Regions from separate parts of the Homo sapiens genome. Here region 1 is linked to region 2. Evidence: read pairs that join two places in POLR2A ChIA-PET (ENCODE). Cell type or tissue: B cell. All regions are shown on one strand. Region 1 overlaps C5 (complement C5). Region 2 overlaps CNTRL (centriolin).

Region 1 (4,000 bases), 99 kb before region 2:
GATGCACCAAAGCTATTTAAGCCATTTCCCTTTCTGTAGACATTTAGGTTGTTCTCAGTCTTTGCTCTAATTGATTTAATTATTTTAAAGATTTTTTTTTTGATATTAATCGGAACTTGCCCCTCCACAACTAGGTGCCTTTTCCTAATTCTTTCTCTAGAAACATCAGAAATTTATTTTCTACTCTATTGACTTTTAGGGGGTAAGAGTTGAGAGCTCCTCTCTTTTTAATCCTCCCACACTGCTCTCAAGGATGAGAAATACTTCTACGGATTGCTCAGGTTCAAGGACACTCACATTTTCAAAGATTGGCCCACATTTTACATTGGGTCTCTCTTGGGATTTTGGCTTTTGGAAGTCTCTCTTCTTTTAGCAGGCTAGAAAGGCATATGAGTGCAGTTATACGGCCAGGCTGCCTCTCCACTTATCTATACATCTGTATATATAAAGATGCTTTAGTTACATCTTTGAAAAAAGGCAATGGCAATAAATAGAAACAACGGACTCATCCTTTGGGATCAATTATAAAGATTAAATATATGAACATACTTAAAATAGTTCTGGATTATAGTAAGTATTCAATAGGTATAAGCTCTTACTTTTTTTTTTTTTTTTTTTTTTTTTCAGACGGACTCTCTCTCTGTTGCCCAGGCTGGAGTGCAATGGCGCAATCTTGGCTCACTACAGCTTCCACCTCCCAGGTTCAAGCGATTCTCCTGCCTCAGCCTCCTGAGTAGGTGGGACTACAGGCACGTGCCACCATGCCAAGCTAATTTTTGTATTTTTAGTAGAGACAGGGTTTCACCATGTTGGCCAGGCTGGTCTCAAACTCCTGACCTCAGGTGATCCACCCGCCTCAGCCTCCCAAAGTGCTGGGATTATAGGTGTGAGCCACTGCACCTGGTTTTTATAAGCTCTTACTCCTATCTCTCTTTCTCTTTGGTACTCTTGGGTGTCTCATCCCTGGTATCCTTAAGGAGTGAGAGTCTAGACAGCACTTCCCTAAAGGTAAAGCAAATACAATTCGCTCTAGCTTTTTGCGTTCTCCTCTTCCCACTGACCTGTCCCTTGGAGACTGCCCTGAAATTCAAATTTTAAGTGTGACATGGAGGAAAAAAAGAAGTAGGCTATTTGATTTGCTTTTGTTCCAGACCCTAGGCTACCTCTACAAGTGCTTAATATGGTCTAGTTTAGTTCCTCATGTTTTACAGTAGGGTCTGGGACTAAAAATTTAGAGTAGAAAAGAATTTTTTAGTCACCTTGAAGAGAAATCTGGCAAAATCTGATGAAACTGTAAATATGCATTCCTTATGTTCCAGCAATTCTATCTCCTGGGATATACCCTAGAGAAACTCTCACACATGTGCACAAAGAGACATATGAAGATGTTCATTATCATATTGTTTGTAATATTAAAATTTGGAAATGGTTGTCCATCAAGATAGGAATAGATAAAGAATATATACTATGTGATATATTTGTAAAATAAAATACTGCATGGCAATGAAAAGGAGTGAGCTATATTTACCTATACTACTAGATCTAAAGTAACTAAAAAGTATTAAAAGAAAAAGGTAAGTTACAGAATGATAGGTATAGTATGATACTAGTTATAATCATTTAGAAATACAAAAAGGGACTGTAAACCCATCACTTCATTTTGGAAGCAAATAACCATTCTTTCTTTTACAATGCTTAACTTTCTTAAACAGTGCTTACTTAAGAATTCCAGGAACTAGCCATGAGATAAAAATCAAGGATGTGAAATGTCCCCTGGAGAAGAAAAATACTGAGCAGTTAATCTACAAACCTGTTTCAGTCTAGCTGACCACTAGATGGCCCGTTACTCAAGATAATAATCAGAACAAGACATGCTGACCTGTACGTAGCTAACTCTTGCACACAGTTTTCCAAGCCCCTTCCTCTTTAAAATCCCTCTGGCCAGCCTAGGGCATTTGGGATAGTTTCCTGACTCTAGTCTGCCATCTCCTTGGGTTGCTGGCTCCTGAATTAACCTGCTTTTCCTCCCACCAACCTTAGTCTCTTGAGTTTGGCATTTGAGCAGTGAGCAGCCAAACTGGAGTTAAGTTACAGCTATATGATTTCATGTATATATATACTATATAAAATATTAAAAATGTTCTGGAAAGATGCATAAACTCATGATAGTGAATGCCCTTGGGGGAAAGAAACAGAAATAAGATGGAGGCTTGTAGTTAAAGAGAAAAGTTCAATATCCACAATGTTCTTTAAAAAAAAAAAAAGACGAATATAAAAAATGTTCATCATCATCAATTTTGGGTTTTGCTAATATGAATGATATTCGTACTTTAAAAAATCTGCTTTGTATTTCTCAAGAAAAGTTTGAGGGTATTTAGGTGCTGGACATTTTCTTCTATGTCTATTATTTCTTTCAAGGAACTCATGGAGTTGGGTGTATGTTTCAGTCTTGCCCCAAACTCTTGAAAGGCTCTGAGTGTTTACTGAGAGGCTGTTGTACCTTCCTGTGGGGCTTTCTGCTCTCCAGGCATCTATTTCCCAGGTCCTGCTGTGTCAGTTTCCAGTCTTCATTGACACTCACTCCCACTCCTGCATCCTGGGTTATCCTCTGGTTGGTGTGCTGCAGGGGTCTATGAGCCTTTTATTTATTTTTTTATATTTTTATTGTTTTATTAAAGACAGGGTCTCCCTATGTTACCCAGTCTGGTCTGGAACTCCTCTGCTCAAGCCATCCTCCTGCTTCAGCCTCCCAAAGTGCTAGGATTATAGGTGTGAGCCACTGTATCTGGCCCTGTGTGTCTTTTGAAGTGTGTCACCCACACATGGTCAGACCTAATCCTAAGGTATAATCTATGGAACTTGGTAGCTGATCAGAGGTAAAGCCAAAAGGAAAGGAAGGAATCAAAAACCAACTGATGATTCTGACTTGATCCATGGGGGACAAAGGGCAGGGTATTGTTGTGCACTGAGTAAAGAAACAGAAGTGTATTTGAGGAAGAAAATAATGAATTTGGCACATATTGTGCTTGAAGGATCTTTGGCTTCCGGAAACCTAGAAATATGGATCTAGGACATTTCCTAACTTCTTAGGAAAGAAGTTAGGCCTTGAGACATTGATTAGGGGGCCATTGGCCTAGATGTTATGGAAATCATGGGCAATAATGAGACTGTACCAGGGGAGATTACAGAAAATAAGAGGGCCAAAGATAAAATTCTGGGAGATCTCAATAGCTAAAGAAAAAAAACTGGCCAGGCGCAGTGGCTCATGCCTGTAATCCCAGCCCTTTGGGAGGTTGAGGTGGGTGGATCACGAGGTCCGGAGATCGAGACCATCCTGGCCAACATGGTGAAACCCCACCTCTACTAAAAATACAAAAATTAGGCATGGTGGTGCGCGCCTGTAATCCCAGCTCTCAGGAGGCTGAGCCAGGAGAATCGCTTGAACCCGGGAGGCGGAGGTTGCAGTGAGCCGAGATCGTGCCACTGCACTCCAGCCTGGGAACAGAGCAAGACTCCGTCTCAAAAAAAAAAAAAAGAAAAAAGAAAAAAGAAAAAAATCTAAAATTAAAGTATTCTAGGTTGTAAACTCCTTAAATATGTTTCATATAGAACCTACAAAGCAGCTGGCACACCGTTTTTATTAAATATTTTGTCATAGCATGATGGTTTTTTTGTTTTGTTTTGTTTTGTTTTTTGAGACAGAGTCTCACTCTGTCACCCGGGCTGGAGTGCAGTAGCGCGATCTCGGCTCACTGTAACCCTTGCCTCCTGGGTTTAAGTGATTCTCCTGCCTCAGCCTCCTGAGTAGCTGGGACTACAGGCACATGCCACTACGCCCAGCTAATTTTTGTATTTTTCATAGAGACGGGGTTTCACCATGTTGGCCAGGATGGTCTCGATCTCTTGACCTCATGATCCGCCCGCCTTGTCCTCCCAAAGTGCTGGGATTACAGGCGTGAGCCACCATGCCCAGCCGGTATTTTTTGAAAATAGACTGCCA
Region 2 (4,000 bases):
GGTCTTCAAGGGCAATAACATGCATGGAGCTGTCATTTCTTATGATAACAGTGTTATGTTCTGGAATACCTCTTGAAGGACCTACCTGCCTGAGTCTGTTTTATAGTTAACTATTTTTTAAAAAATAAATAGAAGGAGTACACTCTAACAATGAAAAGTATGGTATAGTAAATACATAAGCCAGTAACACGGACATTTATTACCAAGTACTATGTACTCTACATAATTGTATGTGCCAGGCTTGTGTACACCTTGTAGCACAGTAGGTTTGTTTACACCAACATCACTACAAACATGTGAGTAATGTGTAGCACTATGACATTATGACATATATGATGTTACTAAGTTATAGGAATTTTTCAGCTTTATTATAATCTTACGGGACCACTGTCATGTATGTGGTCCGTTGTTGACCAAAACATTGTTATGTGATGCGTGACTGTATGTATTTCACAATATCACATATATGAAGATGTTTGTCATTCCACTATCCCTTTCTAATATCAATTTATATAGCATTAAGACTTGAGCTACTCTAAATCCTTGGATTAAAAACTACTTTAACCTAATATCTTATTTCATTAAATTTTTTTTCTAAAAAATAATTTCTGTTTTCACATTTTCAGCAGTGACTATAGGGGAAATTAAGGTACTAAGCAAAGATAGCATCATTATTAATGTAGCCTTGCTCGAGATCTATACATCTTATAATATTTTTTGTCCAAAAGTTTGTAAAGTTTATAATTTTTGTACTGTTTTTAGACTAAATGTACTTATAAGAACAACTGTGTATCATGAAAATCATTTTTGCATACACCTAACCTTGCAAATGTAGGACTCTTGATGTTAAGGACTAGTATTGCTCATGCAGACATTTTTTGTTGAGATACTAACTAGTACATTTTACATTTTATGTTATTTATGATTAACTCATTCAATAAATGTTAATTATTTACCATTTGCTAGGCTCTGTTCGAGGCCTACAGTGTGCTATATACTGTACGCACACTGTAGGCACAGCACACTGTATGCCTAGGATAGAAGAGGATGTCATTTTTTTTTTTTTTGTGAGATGGAGTCTCGCTTTGTCACCCAGGCTGGAGTGCAGTGGCGCGATCTTGGCTCACTGCAAGCTCCGCCTCCCAGGTTCAAGCTATTCTTCTGCCTTGACCTCCTGAGCACCTGGGATTCCTGGCGCTTGCCACCACGCCTGGCTAATGTTTTGTATTTTTAGTAGAGACGGGGTTTCACCATGTTAGCCAGGATGGTCTCGATCTCCTGACCTCGTGATCTGCCCGCCTCAGCCTCTCAAAGTGCTGGGATTACAGGCATGAGCCACTATGCCCGGCTGAGGATGTAATTTTTAAGGACTAATCAAGTCACAGTGCTAAACCATTCTGAGCCTTAATGGTCATGAACTTTACCTTTCTTTCATATAGGAAAAGAAATATTTTTATATGAAAACATTTAAAGGAATTTGACCAAGGTCTCTTTCATTAACAAATGCTTTAGTTCCTTCTGGAAGATCTATACTTCAATAAAATTGATTTTGTAAATAAGAATAGTAGACACTGAAGTTTGAAGTGATCAGATGTTTTTCATATAGCATGAGACAAATATGAATGGATTTCAGAAACGATATTTAACAAAAAAGGCAGATTTAAAAGATATTTTATGGTTTCATTTCTCTAAAGTTCAAAAATAGTTCAAAAATCTCTGGTGTTGGAAGTCAGGATGGTGATTCCCCATGTGTGGGAGTTAGTGACTGGAAGGGGGCATGAGACGACTTCTGGGATTCTGGAAATATTCTGTTTCTTTACCTGGATGCTGATTACATAGCTTGTGTTCACTGCATAGAAATTCATGAAGCTATATACACTTATGATTTATGTACTTTATGTATGATACATTGCAATAAAAAATATGCATACAGAGAGAGAGAGAGAGCACATGCATGAAAGAGCACACTGTTGAAAGTATGGTTTTTAAACAGGGTGAATTCTAGTTATAAGATGTTAGATGTATTCATGACCTAGACACCATGGAGCTGCTGGGAATTCAGAGATTACTTCTCCACTTGTGGTTGTTACATTCTGAGCAAGCAAAAGATATATAGTAGGTATATTCAGTGTAATAAACAGGGAGGATTCATTCTGTAGGAAGAAAGTAGATTTCTGGAAAGTCTTCACAAGAAAAGTAACAGTTTAATTGGTTGAGAGAAATAAGAGGATGTTTAATTCCCTTTAACGAATTCCCTTTAAGGAAAGGGAATTTCATGAGCAAAAACTCATGATGTGTTCAGGCAATGACAAAAAGATGACTAGAGCAATGGTATGTGGTGGGGAGGCCAGAAAGTTTGGGCCAGACTGTGATGAGTCCTGTTTGTAGTGCATGGTGCCAAAATGTTTAGACTCATAGGCATTGGGAACCATTACATTTCTTTTGTTTTTATTATATAAGTGGGTCAAAGGTAGAGGATGGATTGAGGATAAAGGAGAACTGGAAGGAAGGTGGTTCTGAGAGTATCTTAATAGTCTAAGCAAGAGAGGATAAAAGTTGAATCTAGGGCAGTAGCTGTGACGATGGATAGAGACGAATTTCAAAATATTTTGGAGATAGAATCAATATTGTTGGACGATGGAGAGGGATGACTGGAAGATAACTCTATTCATTCATTTATTCAACAAATATGTATTGAGTTCCTGCTAGGTACCAGGCACTATGCTAGACTCGGGAGACAGTGTAAACAAAACAGACAGGCTCTCGTGGAGCATACAGTTCAGAATGGAGACAAATGTTAAGCAAAATGACATAAATGTGTAATTTCAAACTGATTATGTGAGGAAAAAATACAAATTCATTGAGAGTATAGAACCGGGGACTTCACTTCATCTGCCCTGCACTGGAGGCTTTCCTGAAGAAGCAACAGTTGAGCTGATCTCTGAAGGAAGACTACAAATTAACATGGTAAAAAGAATGAGATCAAGCATTATTATTACTGTGAGGAGGCCAGTGTGACTGGAGCCCACAATTGAGGGAACGAATGACAGAGGTGAATCTAGAGCAATAGGGACAGATCATGGGGGACCACCTTGTAGGTCATGGTAAAGATTTCCTTCATTACAGACTGCTGGATTTACTTTTTTTTTTTTTTTTTTTTTTCCTGAGATGGAGTCTCGCTCTGTTTCCCAGGCTGGACTGCAGTGGCGCGATCTAGGCTCACTGCAGCTTCTGCCTCCTGGGTTCAAGAGATTCTGTTGCCTCAGCCTCCTCCCCTCGACCCCAAGTAGCTGGGATTACAGGTGCATGCCACCACACCTAGCTAATTTTTGTATTTCTAGTAGAGACGGGGTTTTGCCATGTTGGCCAGGCTGGTCTCAAACTCCTGACCTCAGATGATCCACCTGACTCGGCCTCCCAAAGTGCGGGGATTATAGGCATGAGCCACCGCTCCTGGACTGGATTTACTTTTTAAATAGATCACTCTGGCTATCTGACTGCAATGTAATGATGGAAGAATAAGGCAAGAGAGCTTGTAGACAGATCAGTTAGAAGCTGTTATAGTAGTTTGATGAGGGCTTGGATTAGAGTGCGTGAGAGTGAAAATGGAAAGAAGCAGACTTAATTTGAGAGGTTATTTGGGAGTAAGAATTAACAGGATTTAGCGATTGACTGAGTATGGGACAAGGGAAGAGGGAGGTGTCAGGAATGACTCCCAGGTTTTTGGCTTATTCCAGCGAGCAGTGTTCAGTATTTAGGGAACACTGGAAGACGAAAAGGAGAGTGAGAGGAGGAACGGGGTAAATAAATTCAATCTGGACTGAGTGTAGGATGCCAATGAGATATCACGTAGGCAATTGGAAATAGGAGTCTGGAGCTCAGAGAAAGATTGGATTGAGGTTATAAATATCGGCTGGGCATGATGGCTCACACCCATATGTAATCCCAGCACTTTGGGAGGCCAAGGCACGTGGATCACCTGAGGTCAGGAGTTCGAGAT

The links. Peaks named below come from ENCODE experiments on the same cell type or tissue, not always from the same donor. Only the 100,000 strongest peaks of a DNase experiment are listed, where the experiment ranks them.
Region 1: POLR2A ChIA-PET joins it to region 2 with 6 read pairs; 5 of 35 experiments call an interaction of 5 or more read pairs at or near these places.

Annotation. Positions count from the first base shown.
Region 1 is chr9:120,984,116-120,988,115 of GRCh38, forward strand. The region is part of intron 25 of C5 (complement C5); the gene reads right to left. Among named protein-coding and RNA genes, the nearest start is that of C5-OT1, 33 kb to the left of the region's middle. In B cell, no CTCF peak of the experiment used is centred here; a DNase peak (open chromatin) is centred at 1,836.
Region 2 is chr9:121,083,494-121,087,493 of GRCh38, forward strand. All of the region lies in intron 2 of CNTRL (centriolin), which reads left to right. Among named protein-coding and RNA genes, the nearest start is that of CNTRL, 11 kb to the left of the region's middle. In B cell, no CTCF peak of the experiment used is centred here; no DNase peak of the experiment used is centred here.